2 separate regions of the Mus musculus genome follow, and region 2 is linked to region 1. The links are chromatin loops, found by intact Hi-C in ENCODE. Cell type or tissue: heart. All regions are shown on one strand. Each heading gives the region's core, and the rest is flanking DNA. Links, peaks and the distances in the headings are about the cores only.

Region 1 (10,662 bases), core at 1,765-9,764:
GAGCATCAGATTCTTTGGAAATTTACCTGTTATGGGTGCTAGTAATCAAACCTGGGTTTTCTACAAGAGCTTTAAGTGCTCTTAAGCACTGAGCTATTTTTCCACCCCTATTTTATTTGTAATTGTGTATATGTCTATATTGGTATGTGCGTCCGAGTGTGGGTGTCTAAGGAAGCCTTTGATCTCTTAGAGCTGGTATTATAGGTGGTGTGGGTATTGGGAGTCAAAATCTGTTTCTCTGGAAGACTAGTATATACCCTATTTTTGATGTAGGGTCTTGCTTTGTAGCCTTGGATCTCTTAGAAGATTGCTATTTAGACCTGGTTGACTTGGTGTTAATGGAGGCCAGAAGAAGGCATCAGATCCCTAGGACTGGAGTTACAGATAGTTTTAAGCTGTCATGTAGGTGCTAGAAATAGAACCTTGAAAAGCAGCCAGTGCTGCTTTTATTTTATGTTATTTTTCTTTTATTTTTTTTCCTTGACAGGGTCTCTCTATGTAGCTCTGGCTGTTGTGTGATTCACCATGTAGACCAAATTGGCTTTGAAGTTAGATGTGTCTGCCTTTGCCTACCCATTGCTGAGAGTAAGGGGGGATATTATCATGCTTGCCTACCACCGATGTGCTCAATTGCTCAGCCATCCATCTCTTTAGTCCCTTAGTATTCCTTTTTTTTTTTTTTTTTTTGGTTTTTGTTTTTGTTTTTTATTAAGACAGGATTTCACTGTGTAGCTAGATGTCCTGGAAATTGTTCTGAAGACCAGGCTGGCCTCGAGCTCACAGGGATCTATTCTGCCTCCTGAGTATTGGGATTAAAGGTGTTTACCACCACCACTTGGCTAGCACTGCTTTTTAAAAGGATTACATTTATTCATTTATTTTATGTATGGGTGTGCACATGGAGTACATATCTGGATATGAATTCTGGGGATTGAATTTAGGTCATCAGGCTTAGTGGCCTGGCCAAGCCTTCTCAGCCATCTCATGAGCTTACCATGCATATATTTTATTTAACATAAACTAACAGCTTGTACAACCAAGTAATGTATACAGAAAGAGTTTACCCCCATAGTTAAGTGTTTATTGTTTTATCATTTTTAATGATGATAATTTATTTAATGATGATATAACTGATTGCTTCCTTTGTAGGTAAAATGAAGAGTGAGGAATCTAACAAAGAAAATTCTTCTGAGATGGACTATTTAGAAAATGCCACTGTAATAGATGAATCTGCTTTGACACCTGAGCAGAGGCTAGGCTTGAAACAAGCAGAAGAACGTCTAGAAAGAGATCACATCTTCCGACTTGAAAAAGTATGCTATGCTATGTTAGTTACTGAGGGAGAAATATATGCTTTATGACTTTTCCTACACTTAACACTTTGTATCATTTTTAATGATGAGACACATAGTATTCTGGTCTCTTAGGCAACACTCCACCCCCAGTCAGCCAATGTCCTTGTAAAATCACCTCTTTTTTGTTTGTTGGTTTTTTGCTCTTTTTGAGAAACAGTCTTATTGTGTAGTCTTGGCTGGTCTGGAACTCACTATGTAGACCAGGTGGGCTATGAGCTCAGAGATCTACTTACCTCTGCCTCCTGATTGCTGAGATTAAAGGTGGGCCATCACACCTGGCATAAGTTGACTTTTATTTATTGTAGGCATTAACAAACTATGATCTATCGCTTGGTTTTGTTTGAATATGGAGATATATTTTACTTCCTTTTTTTGTAAATAGTTACTGAGACACAGCCATACTCATTTTTTTAATATATTATCTATGGCTGCTTCCGTGCTATGATGGCAAAGTTGACTGGAGACCATTTGGCTTGCTTAAAATATTTACTGTTATCTTTCTTTTCCCCTCCTTCTCTTTTATTTTCCTTTTCTTCCTTTTCCTTTGCATTTTCCTTCCCTTCCATTCCCTGTTGTTTGCCTTTTATGACTGTAGCCTAGGCTGTACCTCATAAAGGTTCCTGAGTGTTGTGATTGTATGAATGAATGGTCATGCCTTTCTAGTATTTACTGTTTTTCTTATTGTTAAAAAATATTTATTTACATTTCTAATTATATGTATGTGTGTATTATTTGTATGGGATATGTGCATGTGAGTGTAGGTTCCCTTGGAAGCCAGAAGAGGGCATCTGATGGAGCCAGAGTTACACATGGCTGTGAGATGCCCTATGGAGTCTGGGAACTAACTTGGGTCTTCTGGAAGAGCAGTATACACTCTTTAACTATTGACTCATCTCTTCATTCCCTATGTTTACTATTTTCCAAAGCTTAAAATATTTACTAAAATGCTACTTGGGTTGATTTAAAATGAGTTGCTGACTGGTTATTTACTCCTTCCCTTAGTAAATATGGAGTGCTTGTCACATGGCACAGCAGTGCCAGACGCTAGGTGTGTGCTGATTAAAGTGGCTGTGACTTTCCATTAGAAGTTAAAAGTCTAGCTTGAAATGGAGTTCATAGCAAAGCATTTGCCTAGCAAGCAAAAGACCTTAGATTTAGTCGTCCCCCCCACAATTTATTCAGTTATTCAGATGGATGAAAATAAATTATTAAATACTAGTTTATATTATTATACATATTGTTAAATTCTTTTTCTCCTTTTACTGAATATTAGAAATAAGAAACTATTCTTTTGTTTTTTTGTTTTTACATGTGTAGTGCTAATTAATTTTTTAACCTGGAAACACATTCATAGGTTAAGCAATAAAAACACCACTAGATATTGAAAAAATCAAAAACCAAACTGCAGAGAAATATGTACTTATGAAGTTTATAAATATGTATACAAAAAGGTAGGACATTATTTTCAAATAAGAAAGGAATGAAGGTAATAGTATGATTTTATATAGTTTAGAAAAGCAAAATACCTAGATTGATGAAAGAAATCCTTGTGAGAACACTTGTCCCGTTTTGTATTTTATTTATTACTGTATAACAGTTGGTCCATAATTAGAGTTAATATGCATATAGTAAAGCAGGTGGATTTTGGAGTCATTTGGTTTACCACTGTCACTTACTGGTAGGAAACAATATGCTATTTAGCCCTTTTTAAAGGATTTTTCCCCCCTTTCTTTTTACTTAAAGTGTATCATAGGTGTTTTGTCTGCATCTGTGTGTGTGTGCATCATGTAGATGCCTGGTGCCTGCAGAGTCTGGGAGAGGGTATCAGACCCCCTGGAACTGGAGTAAAGAAAGATAGTTGTGAGCTGCCATGTGCGTGTTGGGAATCGAACCTGGGTCTTCTGAAGAGCAGACAGTGCTCTTAATCTGTGAGACATCTCTCTAGCCCCTTAACTATTTAACTTAATAGTTTCTTCATCACCTTCTTAGGACCAGAATCATGGCTCAGTGGATAAAGAGACTACCACACTAGCATAAGGATTAGAGTTTAGGTCTGCTAAATTCATATTAAACTAGATGTGGTAGTAACAGTAGAATATCTAGAAGCTCACAAATCAGCTAGCTTAGTAGACATGATAGTGAATAACACACCCTGCCTCAAACAAGATAGAAGGAGAGGAGTAATAGCTGAGGTTCCCCAAATACACATGTGTGTGAACATATATACATACCACCTATCTCATAGAACTGTTGTGTTCAATAGGATAATGTAAGTGAAGTTTTTGACATAAAATCAAGTATAAAGATTAGCTAGTCTATATTCATTTAAAATTGTTTTTTGTTACATAAATATAGACATCGAAGTAGGCCTCTATGATATTTATTCCAAAATGAAATACCATCCTAGTATTTCTTCCTTTTTACTCAGTGTTTTTGTCTGAAGTTGGGTTTCTCCTGCCCCACTAAAAGAATCTAGACATGGTCTATCCACTAGCATTTTAATCACAGATTTAACGACTCCCTCAGTGATCTCATCAATACTTTATGGCTTTATTAGGTATTAGGTATATCTATTTTCACTTCCCAAATTAAGCTCTTTTTAGTACTCTGCCACTTTTGTTACCTCTTTCTGGATTATTTGCAATATGCTAATGACTCTGAATCAGTCTCACTCCTGTTCTTAGAAAACAAACGGTTCTTTTAAAATAAAGATTAGAGCGGTATATTTATTTGCTTATTGCCTCAGGGAAATAGTTTAATACTTGAGGTTTAAATCCTTTGTCAGTAAAATAGAGAAACTTAACAGTCTTAAAAGTTAATAATGCTCTATAAATGTTGAGTTTGTTTCTAGTAGTCTATGGTAGGATTGTTTCTAAATTTGATGCAGGTTTCTTATTAAAGGATATCATTTATTGAGGCTGTAGAGATGGCTTAGTGTTTTAAGAGCATTTGCTATTCTGACAGAGGACCTGAGTTCAATTCTTAGCACCCACGTTATGGTTCACAACATCTCTGTAATTTCAGTTAAGAGGATCTTGGACATTATCTTCTGGGGCCATCATATACATGCAGTGCACTTAAATACTTTTAAACCAAATTCTAACATACATGGAATATGAATAAATAAAATCTTTTTATTTAAAAAGAATATATAGGGCTAGAGAGATGATTCAGTGCTCTTCCAGACTGCTCTTCCAGAGGTTCTGAGTTCAATTCCCTGCAACCACATGGTGGCTCATAGCCATCTGTAATGGGATCTGATGCCCTCTTCTGGTGTGTCTGAAGAAAGCTACAGTGTACTCGTGCATAAAATAAATAAATAAATCTTTATTTCCCCCCTCCAAAAATATATATTTCCAGATGAAAAAACCCTTTTGTCAGGCATTCCATTGAATATTGAAGATTAATCTGAAACAAAATGCTAAATATTACTGAAATTTTAATGTAAGACAATAGAAAGAGTGATATAAAATTAGCATTTTAAAGCTTTCTTTTTATTTAATGCATATAGGTGTTATTTTTACTGTAAAGGAGTGTTGACTTTGGACTTAGATACGTATGAACTGAAATTCATTATGTCTTCAGTACTATTGAATTGGTGTGAAGTTCCAAGCTTCATAGTTTTTATATCTATAAAATAAAAATATTAATCTTACTGGATTATTAAGAATTAAAATGACAATTGATATATGAAGGATTTGGCATAGTGTCTGATACCTTCAACCACTTATTTTATTATTTTGAGAAAACAAAATCATGAGTGAAGTACTGTGACTTGTAATTTTTTTGGAGGGGGGAGGGAAGGAAAGGGTTTATTTGGCTTACTCTTCCATACTGCTGTTCATCACCAGGGAAGTCAGGACTGGAACTCAAGCAGGGCAGGGAACAGGAGCTGATGCAGAGGCCATGGAGGGATGTTACTTACTGGCTTGCTTCCCCTGGCTTGCTTAGCCTGGTCTCTTATAGAACCAAGACTACCAGCCCAGAGATGGTCCCACCCACAAGGGGCCTTTCCCCCTTGATCACTAATTGAGAAAATGCCTTACAGTTGGATCTCATGGAGGCATTGTGACTTGAATTTTAACGTGCCCAAATTGTTGTTCCTTCAGAGCATTTACCTCAAGAGAATATCAGTTTATTCTCATGATACTGTGATTGATTGGAACATTTTTAGAATACAGTCTTGGAAATTGTCTTCAATAATGTGATCCATTCATTTCATATCTCAACATAAGGGTATATTTTATTTTTCAGAGTACTCATAAAGACCAAAAATTAAGTTTGAAATTGATTTTGAGAACAACATTGGAATAAGATTTAAGGAGCAAGATGATATTAGATAAGTAGTAGTAAGCCTATTTAGCATTTTTGTGCTACAGTTTGAAGTTAGTATTTGATATTCTATAATGGCTATCTTGAAAACGTTAATTATCTTGAGTATATTAGTTCTGACTGCTTATTAAACATCAGTGTTCTTGCAGTGCTTTCTTGTTTTCTTTCTTGTGGTGCTAGTGGGTGTCTAACCTGAAGTCCTAGCACATGCTAGGCATGTGTTCTACCACTGAGCTTCATAGCAGTTCCTCAGTGCCTTTCCTGTCTGTTGCGGTTATATAATTACATTGTTCACTTATCTAATCTATCACTTCTTGGATTACTGAAAAGATGTGTTTTTAAACTTGTTTCTTCAGCGGTCACCAGAATATACCAATTGCCGCTATCTATGCAAACTTTGCTTAATTCACATTGAAAACATCCAAGGAGCACATAAACATATAAAAGAAAAACGACATAAGAAAAATATTTTGGTAAGTTACTTTTAAAAATGTTCTTTAGTATTTGAATTGTAAAAGCATATTAATAACTAAAGTGATAGCCTTGAAAGCTGTGATTAATTTATCTCCTGTGATTAGAAGGAACCTTCTAGGTACCAGTTTAATCATGCTAAAGATAACTGAATCTGGGGCTGGTGAGATGACTCGGAGGTTAAGAGCATTGATCTGATGCCCTCTTCTGTTATGTCTGAAGACAGCATACAGTGTACTCATATGTATAAAATAAGTAAATCTTTTTTTAAAAGGAAAGAATCATAAAATTAAAATTAAATCTCTCAGGTATAGTTAATTTGTCCATTTTCTGAACAGCAGCAGCAGAGAGAAGGCACAGCTTCATTCTGCAGTAGCATGAGGAGTTCCCTTAATTTTTTAAGGAAACTGGATCTTTGGCTTTAATTCAAAATGGAATTCCAGGACAATCAGTGTGAAGTAGGATTGGGATTTATTAAAAGACTGTGTTGTGTGTATTTATGAAGGTGTTAATGACTTGTACTGAGGTCATGGGAAGACTTTGGGAGTCCTGCTCTGTCAGTCTCTGTCTGCCTTATTCCTTTGAGATATGGTCTGAACCTGGAGCTAGGCTTCCGGCCAGGAAGTCTTGTTCTTCCTCTCTCATTGTTGACTCCACAACTGACTTTTTAGATGAGTGTTGGGAGCTGAACTCAGGTCCTCATACTTGTTTACCAAGCTTTATTTCCAGCCCTGGAAGACATCTTTATTTTGATAATTCCTTAACTTTTATTATAATTTATTTTGTGCACATGGGCACACATGCAGTAGTATACATTCGGAGGACAGAGGACAACTTTCAGGAAGAATCAGTTTTGTCCTACATTGGATTCTGGGATTAAACTCAGATAGTTAGGATTTGGTGGGAGGGTCCTTTACCCACTAAGCCATCTCCCTTTCCCCCTAAAAGTCTTTGTTTGAGACAGGGTTTATGTGGTTATGTTGATGAGGCTGGCCTAACTCGCTTCCTGAGAACTAGGATTAGAGAGTGTACCACCATGTTCAGAAACACTTTTCTTTTGTTTAGACAGGAGTTCTTTGTGTAACTCTGGCTGTCCTGAAACTTCCTCTGTAGGCTACGCTGGCTTTGAACTCAAAGAGATACCTCTGCCTCCTAAGGGCTGGGATTAAAGGTGCACACTATTCCTGGCCGGCTTCTGCATTGTGTCTTAATGTAGATTTTAATCACCTAGGTTAAGAAAAAGGAGGCCTTAGGAAGTAAGGCATACCCAAGTTTATTGGTGTGGGGTTTTCAAAGAGCAGCACTTCATTATCTTTGTAACAGTCACATGTAGTATTTGAATGGGTTTTGAGTCTTCAGAACCTTTTGTGTCTTCAAAAGATTGCTAGTGGAGACTAAATGTGATTATAGGGTGATTCCTGTGGGGTACCTGACAGGATTAAAATTGATAAGGTATAAAAGCCTATAGGGATCTTAAAGTTAATTTCTCTTTATTTCTTTCTTGAGATTTCCAGAAAATGTCTAGCCAGGAATGAAGTCCTTCCCAAGATCAGGTCTTTATGCCTTCAACCTTGTTCCATGCTATTTTAACAAAATATGAAAGGACTATATCTGTAGCCTTCATGGCGAACATTTATTGTGTGGACTCTGGGACGAGGAGCTCTTTTCATCTCCTGCGTTCATGTAATTTTTCTTGTCTTTCTACCTTGTCTCACATACCTGCTTGATATTTATTGTCCACTTACTACATGTAAGTAGTGGTGAATATGATAATCATGGTTTGTGTTCTTGGCCTTCCTAGTAATTGGTAAATAAGTGTTTAGGTATAGTGCATCTTATTAGAGGGAGAAATGTGCTAAGGAAATGTACAAGGATATTTTTTCTTGATCTAGAACAGGGAAGTATACCTGGAAAATAATCTTTGAACTGCACTTTAAAATAGCAGTTTAAAAAGCAAAATAGTAAGGTGGGACATTAAAACATCATAATGAAAGATCTCTATAGAAGAGTGGACATGTGTAAGGACATGAAAGAATCCAGTAAGATTGAAGGAAAGAACTAGAAGGAAATGGCATGATATGAGACTGAGAAGTATAGACCATAGACATCCTTACCAATTTTCTACTTCAGAACTTGTAATTTCAAAATTATTTTTTTAATATCTCAAAAAACATTTGAATGGAGTACTTTTCTAAGTATATTGGTATATTATTTAATTTTCTCTTAAAAAATATAATATGCCAGGCGTGGTGGCTCAAGCCTTTAATCCCAGCACTCGGGAGGCAGAGGCAGGCGGATTTCTGAGTTCGAGGCCAGCCTGGTCTACAGAGTGAGCTTCAGGATAGCCAGGGCTATACAGAGAAACCCTGTCTCGAAAAAACCAAAACCAAAAAACTGCCTAATGTATTGCCTAAGACTCAGCTCAGATAACTTTGCTGGGAGAGTCCTCTTGCCTGATCTTCTAGAAAGTCTGGGTTATAGTCCTCTGCATTCTCATAGAAACTTTTTCATAGTTTGGTGGTAAAACCTAATATTGTGTGTGTGTGTGTGTGTGTGTGTGGTGTGTGTGTGTGTGTGTGGTGTGTGTGTGTGTGTGTGTGTGTGTGTGTGTGTGTGTGTGTGGTGTGTGTGTGTGTGTGGTGTGTGTGTTAGGGAGTACTCTTACAACCATTTGACTTGATACTGTCTGCATTGATTAGATATGATTGATAACTTTCTGTTATACCTAAGAGCTGCTACAGAATCATTAGCCTTTGTGTTAGTTTTGATATAGGTTTTCCAGAATTTATTATACTTCATAGTACAGTAGAACAATTTAAAAAATGTTTTTCTTTTAAAATTGTTATTTTTGATATTTATTCATTTATTTATTTACTTTTGTGTGAGTGCTGCCTATGGGAGCCAGCAGAGTCCAGGAGAGGGTGTCAGGTCCCGTGGAGATTGAGTTATAAAAGCAGTTGTGAGCCGCTCGATATGGGTACTGGGGAACTGAAGTGGGGTCCTTCACAAAATTTGTTAACTGATTTTTGTTTTTTTTCTTTGTTTTTTTTAAAGACAAAGTTTCTCTGTGTAGAGCTGACTATCTTGGAGCTCACTCTGTAGACCAGGCTGGCTTCAAACTTAGAAATCTAACTGCCTCTGTCTCCCAACTGCTAGGATTAAAGGTGTGTGCCACCACCTCCTGGCTGCAGACCACACTCTTTTTTTTTTTTTTAAAGATTTATTTATTTATTATATATAAGTACACTGTAGCTGACTTCAGCCACCCCAGAAGAGGGCATCAGATCTCATTAAGGATGGTTGTGAGCCATCATGTGGTTGCTGGGATTTGAACTCATGACCTTTGGAAGAGCAGTCGGTGCTCTTAACTGCTGAGCCATCTCTCCAGCCCCAGACCACACTCTTAACCACTGAACTCTTTCTATATTTGCTGTAAAGCAGATTTTAAAATTTAATAAAATGATGTAATTATAACCTAAAAAATTAAAATTATGTTAAAAAAACCTTATTAGTAAACTCCCTTGCTGTACCTTTTATCCTTGATTCCTGTCCTAAAAGCAACAATTTTTCTTTGGTTCACTTACTTATTGCATGTTTTATTTCTCATGTGCAGAAGGTAAATATTTCTTAAGTATAAGGACATTAAAGTGGAAACTTTGTTATTATTGTGAAACATTATACTAACAGGAAAAACAAGAAGAGAGTGAACTTCGGTCTCTTCCATCTCCTTCCTCTGCTCACTTGGCTGCTTTAAGTGTTGCAGTTGTTGAGTTAGCAAAAGAACAAGGAATAACAGATGATGACCTCAGAATCCGCCAGGACATTGTGGAGGAAATGTCAAAGGTTATAATGACATTTTTACCAGGTACCAGATTCATTTTATATATTTACTTCATAGAATCAAAAATATTCTTTTACTTCTTGAATTAGGGTAAAGTCAATGTATTCCTCCTTTTTTTTTTTTTTTTGCTTGCTTCTTAAGAATAGATGAATCTAAGTGAGTTAGGAATGACCTTTTTGTATGCCAATTTTTTTGTTTGTTTATGTGAATGCTTATATGCTTATGCGTGAGCATGTAAGTGTCAAATCAGAGGCCAAGTTCTTGGGTTGCTGGGATTTATTATAAAAATGTGTATGTGTATATGTTTGCTACACATGTGCCAGGTGCCTTCAGCAGCCAGAAGAAGGTGTCAGATCCTTCAGAGCTTAAGTTACAGATGGTTGGGCACCTCTTGGTGGAGTTCTGGGAACAGAACTTGGATCCACTGTAAGAGCAGCAGGTGTTCTTAACTGATGAACCATCTTCAACCCCTAAGTACAATTGATTTTTAAGCGGATTTTAGTGTTTTGTTCAGTTATTTTCAGTATAGACATTCTGATATCATTAAATAAAATTTTTTTTCCAGGGTGGGGGGGAGCAGGGTTTCTCTTTGTAGCCCTGGCTGTCCTGAAACTCACTCTGTAGACTAGGCTGGCCTTGAACTCAGAAATATGTCTGCCTCTG
Region 2 (10,662 bases), core at 1,132-9,131, 240 kb before region 1:
TCTGGTTATATGTAACATATTAAGTAGACTACTTTCTTAAAATATTTTAATGTACTTTCACCCAAAATTACTGGAATATCTACATAGTTCGTAAAAGCCCTCTACCTCTGCATTTTTAGACAAGGCCTCATTAAGTAGCCCTGCCTAGCCTAGAATTCACTCTGTAGCCTAGTCTGGCCTTAACTGGAGAGATCGACTTGCCTCTGTCTCCCAAGTGCTGAGATGAAGACATGTACCACCACGATTGGATCTGAAATGGGTCTTTTTATTTTGACTTACAATAACATTAACATGCTTCGTAGTCGTGCGTGTGTGTGTGCCTGCACGCATGACTACGAACCATGTGTGAGTAGCTGCACAGGCTACAGGAGCATTGGCTCCCCTGCAAGGAGAACTGAGGTGACTGTAGGCCACTCAGGCTGGGAGCTTGAAAGGAACCCAGGTCGTCTGCAAGAGCGCCAAGTGTTCTTAACCCGAGCTTACTGACTGACGACTAGTTCATGGCTGTCTGCATCTGTCAAGGACTAAAACAGCATTTAAAAAAAATAGATTTGAGCCTGGAGAAATGGCTCAATGTTTAAAGGGTATTTGTTGTTTTTGCAGAAGACATGGATTTGACTCTTAGCATCCACATGGTGGCTCACAACACCCATAACTCCAGTTTCAGACTATCTGCCATCTGCTGGTCTCTGCGTGCACCAGGCATTCCCATGGTACACATCCATACATGTGGACAAAAGACTCATACACATAAAAATACATAAATATATAAAATGGAAAAAAAAACACAAGGCTTGGAGGTGGAACATCTGCCTGGCATATGCACCAATCCCTAGCTCTACAAATACATTTTTTAAAAAGTTGAATACTATCACTTAGAAAAAGTGAAGGGGCTAGAGAGAGAGATGTCTGAGCATGGCTACTCTCCTGGAAGTCCTAAGTCCAGTTCTCAGCACCTACAATGGTGGCTCACAAACATTTATAACTGTACTCCCACAGGATCTGATGCCCTCTTCTGGTATGCAAATGTACATACAGAGAAAACACTCATATACACAAAGCACACAAACAAAGAATAAAAGTAAATTAATTAAAATATAGAGAGAGATAGGCAGGAACAGGGGTGGTTCTTCAATAGAAAGCTGACTCAGCATGTGTGAAGCCCTCCCTGGCTTAGACCCCCAGGAACACATACTTAATAGCCATACCCACTCACAAAAGATATACCATACTACTCCTGGTCAGGAGGGGAGGGGAGTGAGGGAAGGGGAGGAGAGGAGGAGAGAAGGGACGGGAGGGGAGGGGAGGGGAGGGGAGGGGAGGGGAGGGGAGGGGAGGAGGGGACATGAGGGGAGAGGAGAGGACTAAACTAGCAGGGACTAGAGAGATGGCTCAGTGACTAAGAACACTTGGGCTCTCAAGAGGCCCTGGGTTTAGTTCTCAGCACCCACATGGCAGCTCATAACCATCTGTAACTCTAGTCACATGGGACTCTATGTGCTTTTCTGGCCTCCACAAGCACCAGGCCACTTCTACATGTTACAGACATACATGGGATCGAAGCACTCATATACATAAAACAAATTTACTTCAATATGAAAAGCAAACACTATGTAGTGGCCTAAATCAAGGGCCAGTAAACTTACCCTGACAATGAAGAGCTCAGCACCAAGCTGTGCAGTTTGTTCTGTAGAGAGCTGGAAGCAAATACAAGATAAAGTAAATGTCGAAGAATTAACTGGTGTGAGTTTACTACAGACTGCCGTAACAGCCTCCACGGCCAGACTGAAAGCTCATCAACCTCCAATTTGGCAATATTTATCACAGTTAACAGGGAGGCCAGCAAAGAGGTGCTTTTCTGGCACGGGCCCCAATGTGGGCGGTAGTAACTTCCTCTAGGAAATCACTCAGCACAGTTCAGGTACCTTGGCGGCCAGGATGGAAATGATAGCCACGGCCATGCGTTGCATGTTCTGATCTTCGTGGTTGCAAAGCCACTGCATGACAAGCTTGGCTGCTTCAAACCTGAAAACACAAGAGGGTTTCCTCAATAGTGGAGGTCTAGGCATGGCTTCAGGGAGCCAGATGTGGGTCGATGGTGCAACTTGGGACGTGGGAAGGAAAGGGAATTCCTCTTAGTGAAAGAGACTACAAATCACGCGTTAGTGTTTTGGAAATGTTGCCTTTCTATTCTTTCCTGTGCTGGGGATTGGATCCAGGGCCTTGTCTAGGTCAATGCTCTACCACAGAGCTATATCCCTAGCCTTTTATCTTATTTTATTTACTTATATTGGCTATTATTTTTATTTTACTTGCTAGTAGTGTGTGTTTGTGTATGATGTGCAGTGTACGCATGCTCTATTTACTGCAGCTATCAGAGGACAACTTCTGAGAATTAGTTCTTTCCTTCCTCTGTGGGTTCTAGGGTTTGAACTCAGGTGGTCAGGCTTTTATGAAAACTTTTACCAGTTAAGCCATCTTGCCAGCCCATATTTATGTCTTTTTTGAGACAGGGTCTCATGTAGCTCAGGCTGTCCTCAAACTCTGTATACAGTCAAAGATGATTTTGAACTGAGAATCTTCTTGCCTCCATCTTCCACGTGCTGGCATTACTGGTATTTGCTACCACACACACCTGGCTCCTTGTTTTTATTTTGTGACAGAGTCTCGCTAAATTTCCAGGCAGATTCTAGGCCTGCACCACTGCGCTCATCACAATGAGAGCAATGGTGGAGACACAGGAGCATGGGGGCTGAGAAGAAGGCTCGGCTGGTAATGCGCTCACTGTGCACACAAGCGGCCCTGAGTCAAATCCCCAGCAACCATGTAAAAGAGCTCGGCATGGCAGAGCATACCTGCAATCTTAACTCTGGGGAGGCAGAGACAGGAGGATCCCTGGGACTTGATGGCCAGCCAGTCTAGCCCATTCCGTGAACTCCAGGTTCAGTGAGAGACCCTGTCTCAGAAAAATAAAGTGAGGAGCGATTGAGGAAGAAACCCAATGTCAGCCTCTGGTATTCACACTGATAACACATGCATGTTGTGCAAACACGTATTAAACACACACACACACACAAAATGTAAAAATACTGGCATTTTATCTTCAACAGTGAAATAATTTTAGTATTTAGTATTGCAGTCTGCTCAAACCTTTTAAACTTAGATATCTAAGTGTGAGTGTACACAGACAAGCATGCTCTCGCACAGCATGCATGTGGACCTTAGAGGACAATGTGAAGGCATCACCTCTCTTTCTACCATATGGGTCCCAGGACTGGACTCAGGGGGTTAAGCTATACTTGCCTATTAAATGGAACATCTTGAAGAATCCGGTCACTGCAAAGTGAGAGGAGGCAATTCTTCTGTAACTAAAGAATAAAAAGGAGAGAGTGAAAAAACCCATCCTGAATAGAACATCATTTTGTTATCTTTTAGCCAAAGTCAGTCTTTTTTTTTTTTAAATGTCTGAATGTGTGTGAGGAAGGTGTACACATGCCGAGTGCAGGAGACTGAGCTCGGGACTCAGGACTGCACGCCACACACTCAACTACGCTCCACCCTAGCCCCAGCTACTGTTTTTAAATCTTGAAAAAGCATTAATCTTTTGTCTTGGTTTAAGACAAAAATCTCTATTATACAGCTTTGGCTGTCCCTAACTTGCTATGTAGACCAGGCTGGCCTCGAATTACCAAAGATCAACCTGTCTCTGCCTCCCAAGTGCTGGAACTAAAAGTGTGTACTGTCACACCTAACCAAAATTTTGATCTTTAAGTCAGTTCTTTATAATTGCTATCAAAAAGTTGATTATTTTCAGAAAACTTTGTACTTTCAAACATGGTGATTCAATTCAAGTTTTATATTAGTACATTATTATGATCTTTGTAAGGCCTTTAACTTTAAAAAGTATTTATTTATTTATTTATTTTATGAGCATTTTGCCTGTGTGTATATATGCTCACAACATGTATGCCTGGTATGTGCAGAGACAGCAATGGCTCCCTGGAAGGCTGTGTTGGTACTGGGATCCAATCCTGGGTCCTCTGTAAGAGCAAGTCTTAAACTCTCTAAGCCAGCTCTCTAGCCCTCCCCGCTCGCCCCCACCTGTGCTGGGCTGTGACTCCCCGCGCAGCTGAGGATGACTCTGAACCTTTAATCTTCCCACTTTCACCTCTCGAATGCTAGCATCACAGGCAAGCTAGGGACCCTAGGCTTTGTATAGTCACAGCAAGCACTCTCAACTGAGCTATACTCTGAGGCTCCAGTACTAGGCTCAGGTATTTCATCCCTCAGGAAGCCTGCCTGGTTTTCAACTGTCCTGACTACCTCTCTCGAGTGCCCAGCAGTGCAGCACTCCCTATCTAAAATGTCTGGAAGCAGAGAAAACAGACTTCAGAGCCCTTAGTGTAAGACAAGATTTCAAAGAGCAGGCTATGTTGGAGCCAATATCTTGAAAAATGGTTAAGAAAAGCAGTGGACCTATTATGGGAATAGGAAGGTCATCCTAAGGCCAAGTAGCTTGACAAGAGTGTCAGATGGACAAGGATTAGATTTGGGAACATTGGCATGGACTTTACCAGTTGAGTAGAAAAATATGAAAATTCAAACTCTGAAATGCCATGTGTCCCATGTCTATGCAACGCCTGCACAGACCAGAAGAGGACAGCAGACTCCCCGAGGAGCCGGAGTTGCAGGTGACTGCCGGCTGCCATGCAGGTGCTCGGAACTCATGGAGATCCTCTGAAAGAGCAGCAAGTGCTCTAAACCACTAGCCCCAGAAATTAAGCAATATTAAATGTTCTCATTTAAAGCAATTTATCTGTGGAGTGCATGTGTTACCGGTATGATGTGTATGAGCATGTGGAAGTCAGAGGTACACTGGTAATCTTCCACTATTATTCTTCACATTGAGTCAAAGTCACAGGGTCTCTTACTATGATGGTTAATTGTTAATTTGGTAGATTTAGAATCACCTGAAGAATGGGCCTCTGAGCATCTCTGAGGGGTTATCTTGATTAGGTTAATTGAGGTGAGAAGAGTCAACCACTGTGGGTGGTACCATCCTCTAAACTAGGATCATGAATTGTATAAGTGGAAAAGGTGTGCTAAACACTAGAAACCACCATTACTTGACTACTGATGGGATGTGACCAGCCAGCCCTCTTCTCCTGCTGCTGTGATATCCCCACAACAATGGACTGTAACCTCAAAGAATAATCCACAGAAAACCCTTCTTCCTTCAGTTCCGCCACCACCGCCCGGCTTCATTACTGTTTTTAAGTATTCTGGTGTATGACTAACCCCAGACTGATAATTATTTGGTGCTTCTAATTGGTTGTATTGCATAGTATTTATACTGGTTTATGTATTTATACTGGTTCTTTTTAAAAATTAGCATAGTATTTACACAGGTTCTTTTGAACTATATCACAGACTTATCAAGACATAATTCACATAATATACAATTCCCGTTATGTGTGAATTTTAGCCTATGCACCTATCACCAGTTACGTTTATTTATTACAGTTGCTCTTCTCTTCTCTTCTTTTTTTTTTTTGAGTCTCCTGTAGTCCAGCTGAGCCCATAAGTGAATGTGTATGCTAGGCAAACAGTCTCCCAATTGAGCTACATCTCTTGCCCAGTTTTAGCATGTTTTCCTATCTCCAAAAGAAATCTAGCTGAAGTTGCAGCTTAGTGTCAAGAGTGCTTGCCTAACATCAGCCAAGGCCTGGGTTTGATTCTTAGCACATTATTTTCCATACCTTTACTTCCTAATCTTTTATTCTAATTTTTCTCAGTTTTCCTTTGTGAAATACACCAATGTGTTTTTGGTTTTGTTTGTTTTGTTTTTTAGACTTATTTATTTTATGTATGTGATTATACTATTACAATCTTCACACACACCAAAAAAAAGGGCATCAGATCCCATTACAGATGGTTGTGAGCCACTGTGTAGTTGCTGGGAATTGAACTCAGAACCTCTGGAAGAACAGTCAGTGCTCTTAACCACATAGCTATCTTTCCAGCCCTTGGTATTGTTTTCTCTATGTAGCTCTGGCTGCTCCAAGACCAGGCTACCCTCAAACTTATAGAAATCCACCAGTCTCTCTGATTTCCAAACGCTAAGATTGAAGGAAAAGACCACCACGCCTAGAACCCCCATAAGTTTTAATTCTGGCATGGTGGTACATGCCTAATCTCTGGACGTTGGAAATGGATTTGAGAGGATCAGGAGTTCAAGAGCAAGCAAACCAACAACAAACAAAAGACCTGATTTATTAAACTCGACTCTGCAGAAGCAGGAGGCAGGAAAGAAGAACCCAGGACCCCCTGAGTGGGAATTGAGGGTGCTCACCTGTTGGTGATTAGGAAAATGTTCCATGGCCTTGAGCAGCAAATGGGTCACATCAGCGAGGAGCCGGACAGGCATGCCTAAAGCAAGGTCCTGCTTAGTTAAGTTAAACACACAGGCACTTGCAGCCAGCTGCACGGGCAAATTCATTGGGTGGTTTCTCATCCCAGTAACCACAAGCTGAAAACACAAAAAAGTCAATTAGTCCTTTAGATTCACCTCATAAATACAAACCCTCACCACAGAGTAACTTTAAAAGCATGTTCGAATGTAAAGAGCCTAGGGCATTATCACTCTCAGTTGCCAGTCCCTTCCGTGACAGTGCTGCCAGCCAGATGCAATAAAACACATCCTCTCCCTGACAAGAAAACCATTGTTCACTTATCTTCTTTCCCCTCTAGAGTCCTCCCCATTCTTCAGTTCTTAATTTTCTTTAAAATGTATTTCATAGCTGGGCAGTGGTGAGCCCACCTTTAATTCCAGCACTCAAGAAGCAGAGGCAGGCTGATCTCTGTGAGCTTAAGGGCAGATTGGTCTACAGGCTGAGGTCCAGGGCAGCCAGGACTACACAGGGAAGCCCTTTCTCTAAAACAAACAAACAAACAAACAAACAAACAAACAAACCCCAATTTTTTTTTTTTTTTAGGTTTTTCGAGACAGGGTTTCTCTGTCCTGGAACTCACGTTGTAGACCAGGCTGGCCTCGAACTCAGAAATCCGCCTGCCTCTGCCTCCTGAGTGGTGCTGGGATCAAAGGCGTGCGCCACCTCGCCCAGCTAATTATTTGTTTACTTATGTGTGTATATACCCCCAGAAGCCAGAAGATGGTATTGGATCCCTTGGATACAGGCAGTTGTGAGTCACTGGCAAATACTCTTAATCAATCACTGAGCCTTCTCGCCAGCCCTGGAAAACCTAGCTTTCCACCACACTAAGAAACTGAACTAACTAGACAAGAACTTCGGATTCTAGCTACCCCATGTAGTCTTCGCCCCAGGACACAGACAATGCACGTCTCCTTGCCCACCCATAAATGACCTTTTGTCATCCTCTCGACAGTTGATTTCTCCATGGATATACAGATCATTTCCGTGTCTGCCTACTCAAGGAAGTGATTACTTCTGTGTCATTTTAAAAATCCATTTAAAAATTTACAATACTACTCTTCTTTTACTTAGTTTAAAGGGGGAGGGGCACTGCACATGCCTGCACTTCCAGCACTGAGGAGTCGGAGGCAGGAAGATTGTTAAGTTTGAGGCCAAACCAGATGATATAGAAAGATCCGGTCTAAATAAAACCAAAACTGTCCTTTAATTCTATTTCCTTAATCAGCTGAATCAACTGCCATTTTTCCTCTTAGCTTTCTTTTACAGCAAAACTATGAATGAGCTTTAATCTTTAATCTCTAAGTAAGTTAGTGAATATTTCAAATCAGGGCTGGAGATCTAGTCCTTTGTGCTCAGTTTTATAAAAATCAAAGCTGGAGCTGATTTAATGCCAGCTTTTAGTCCCAGCACTCAGGAGGCAGAGGCAGGAGGATCTCTGAGTTTGAAGCCAGCCTGGTCTACACAGAGAATTCCAGGACAGCCATAGCTACACAGAGAAATCCTATAAGTAAATAAGTATGTAAGTAAATATGAACGAATGAACGAACGAACCAACGAAAGAAAGAAAGGAAGGGGAGGGGAGAGGAGGGGAGGGGGGAGGGAAACTGGAAGGAAAAAGACAAAACAAGCACCAGCCTCTTCCGGTTTATACAGAGTGACAGGTATTCGTGACAAAAATAAAATGTTACAGTTCCTATCTGAGAACTCCACTGGAATATTTAATATATTTAGGAGATCAAGTCAGTTCTGGCTCTGACTTATTGTTTATTAACCTCAAAGGCCCTCAGTTTCACAATCTGTAAAATGGAAGATAAAATCCACCTCTTCAGATTTTGGCTACTAAATGAAATACAAAATAAAGTCTTACACTCACTAGATTTCAAAGCTGAATCTACATAAGGTATAGAAAATATATACATATAGATCTCTAAGGCCCACGTAGCCTTACCAAATTTAATTTTTTTAAAGATGTATGTATGTATGTATGTATGTATGTATGTATTTATATGTATTTGAGTACACTGTAGTTGTACTGATAGTTCTGAGCCATCATGTGGTTGCTGGAAATGAAGGTTGCTCACTCCAGTCAACCTGCTTGCTCCGGCCTAAAGATTTCTTTATTATTATATCTAAACTGTCTTCAGATGCACCAGAAGAGGATGTCAGATCTCATTACGGGTGGTTGTGAGCCACCATGTGGTTGCTGGGATTTGAACTCAGGACCTTCAGAAGAGCAGTCAGTGCTCTTAACCACTGAGCCATCTCACCAGTCCACCAAATTTAAATTTTGTGTGTTCATAAATATGTTGGTTGGGCTGGTGAGATGGCTCAGTGGGTAAGAGCACCCGACTGCTCTTCCGAAGGTCCGGAGTTCAAATCCCAGCAACTACATGATGGCTCATAACCATCTGTAACAAGATCTGACTCTCCCTTCTGGAGTGTCTGAAGACAGCTACAGTGTACTTACATATAATAAATAAATAAATAAATAAATAAATAAATAAATAAATAAATAAATCTATCTATAAATAAATAAATATGTTGGTTATTATTATTTATGAATATTTGTGCCAGAGATAAAAAAAAAGTGTTTTCTACCACTAAGCTATACATTGGTGCAGCAAATATGCTTTTCCAACTACCCAACCTCTCTTTCTTGAGACAGGGTCTCTCGACATAGCCGTGGCCAGCCTAGAACTCAATTTATAGACAAGGCTAGTATCAAACTCAAAGAGATCTGCTTGCCTCTGTCTCACAAGTGCCAGGGTTAAGGACAAATGCCCACACTAGACTTTAAATGTTTATTAAGACAAAGACTCCTTACTTTTCCTTTTAATTTTTGGGCTTACTTTTATGTATATGGATATATGTGCGGCACATGCACGCGTGTTGGATTACCTGGAACTAGAGCTATGGATAGCTATAAGCCATCATGTAGGTGCTGAGAATCAAACTTGGGAGACTTCAAGACTCCCAAGTCTTGCAACTTGTGCTCTAACTACTGAGCCCTCTCCCCAGCCTCAAAGCTCTCCTTAGGAAGCCTAGGCTGTTCTCACACTTGCAATATAGCTCACTGGGGTTCTAACTGGTAAACCTTCTGCCTCAGCCTCCTGAATCCTGAAGTTACAGCTTGATGCCCCCATGTTCAGGTGAAGATACTTGTGTGTGTGTGTGTGTTTAAGGGTGTGTGTGGTGTGTGTATGTGGGGGGTGCATGCATGTGTGTACCTAGAAATCAGAGGACAACTTTTGGCAGTCAATTCTCTCCTTCTACCATGTTGAGGTGGACTAAACTCTGGGGACTAAACCCGGTTCCCCATGTTTGGCAGCAGCTCCTTTCCTTGCTGAGGGGGCTCACTGTTCCCCCACAACACTCCTGTTTCTGCGTCATGCTAAGGATTGAACCCAGGACCACACATATGCAAGACAGGACTGTTAACAGTGGGTTACATATCCAGAGCTACATTAATGGAACTTTTTTTTTTTTTATGACAAGGTCTCACTATGTAGCCCTAGCTGACCTAAAATTCACTATCCAGACTACGGTGGCCCCAAATTTGCAAAGATCCATTAACTTCTGTTTCCTGAGTGTTGGGATTAAAGGGTATGTGTTGTACCTAGCTTAATGGGTATTTTTTCCTTAGTCTCATATAGCAGAGGCTTTCCTTCAACTTACTGTATGGTCAAGGATGCCCTTGACCTTCTGATTCTCCTTGTCCCCATCTCCCAAGTACTGGAACTACAGGCATGTGCCACCATGCCCAGTTTATACAGTGCTAGGGATTAAAACTATGGTGCCATGCATCCTAGGCAAGACTCTACCAATTGAGCTACATTTATTTTGGGGATGTGTGTGAGTGGTGTGTGTGCACATGTGTGTGTAGATATGGAGATGTGGAGACCAGAGGAGAGAACTGGTTGCCCTGTTGTGTCACATTCCACCTTATGGACCTAACCTGGTAGCAGCAAGCCCTAGTAATCCCCTGTCTCCACTGCCCCAGCACAGGAGTTACAGGCATATAAAGTCACTGGCTTTATTAAATGTGGTGCTAGAATTTAAAGTCGGATCTTCATGCTTCCCCAGTAAACGCTCTTTCCCAATGAGCCGCCTCTCTAGCTTCCTTATCAAATACTGTATCTGTAAAGCTCTTCTGAGTGGGAAGCCATCCAAGGCTGGCACACAGAGCTGTATGCTGAGCCCAACCTAT

What was found. A loop is a pair of places that touch in the nucleus more often than their neighbours do. Peaks named below come from ENCODE experiments on the same cell type or tissue, not always from the same donor. Only the 100,000 strongest peaks of a DNase experiment are listed, where the experiment ranks them.
Region 2: it touches region 1 in a loop (1.9-fold over the local background); 2 of 42 quality-filtered maps call a loop at or near these places.

Annotation. Positions count from the first base shown.
Region 1 is chr4:108,485,305-108,495,966 of GRCm38, forward strand. Tut4 (terminal uridylyl transferase 4) reads left to right here. Exons shown (of 31, transcript NM_175472.4): 4 at 1,150-1,313; 5 at 6,044-6,160; 6 at 9,846-10,023. Among named protein-coding and RNA genes, the nearest start is that of Gm23138, 7.4 kb to the right of the region's middle. In heart, for the core only: CTCF peaks have their summits at 2,125 (motif pointing right), 4,625 (motif pointing left) and 6,367 (motif pointing left); no DNase peak of the experiment used is centred there.
Region 2 is chr4:108,248,849-108,259,510 of GRCm38, forward strand. Zyg11b (zyg-ll family member B, cell cycle regulator) reads right to left here. Exons shown (of 14, transcript NM_001033634.3): 5 at 6,353-6,529; 6 at 3,304-3,368; 7 at 1,926-2,025; 8 at 1,647-1,697. Among named protein-coding and RNA genes, the nearest start is that of Zyg11a, 36 kb to the left of the region's middle. In heart, for the core only: a CTCF peak has its summit at 4,645 (motif pointing right); no DNase peak of the experiment used is centred there.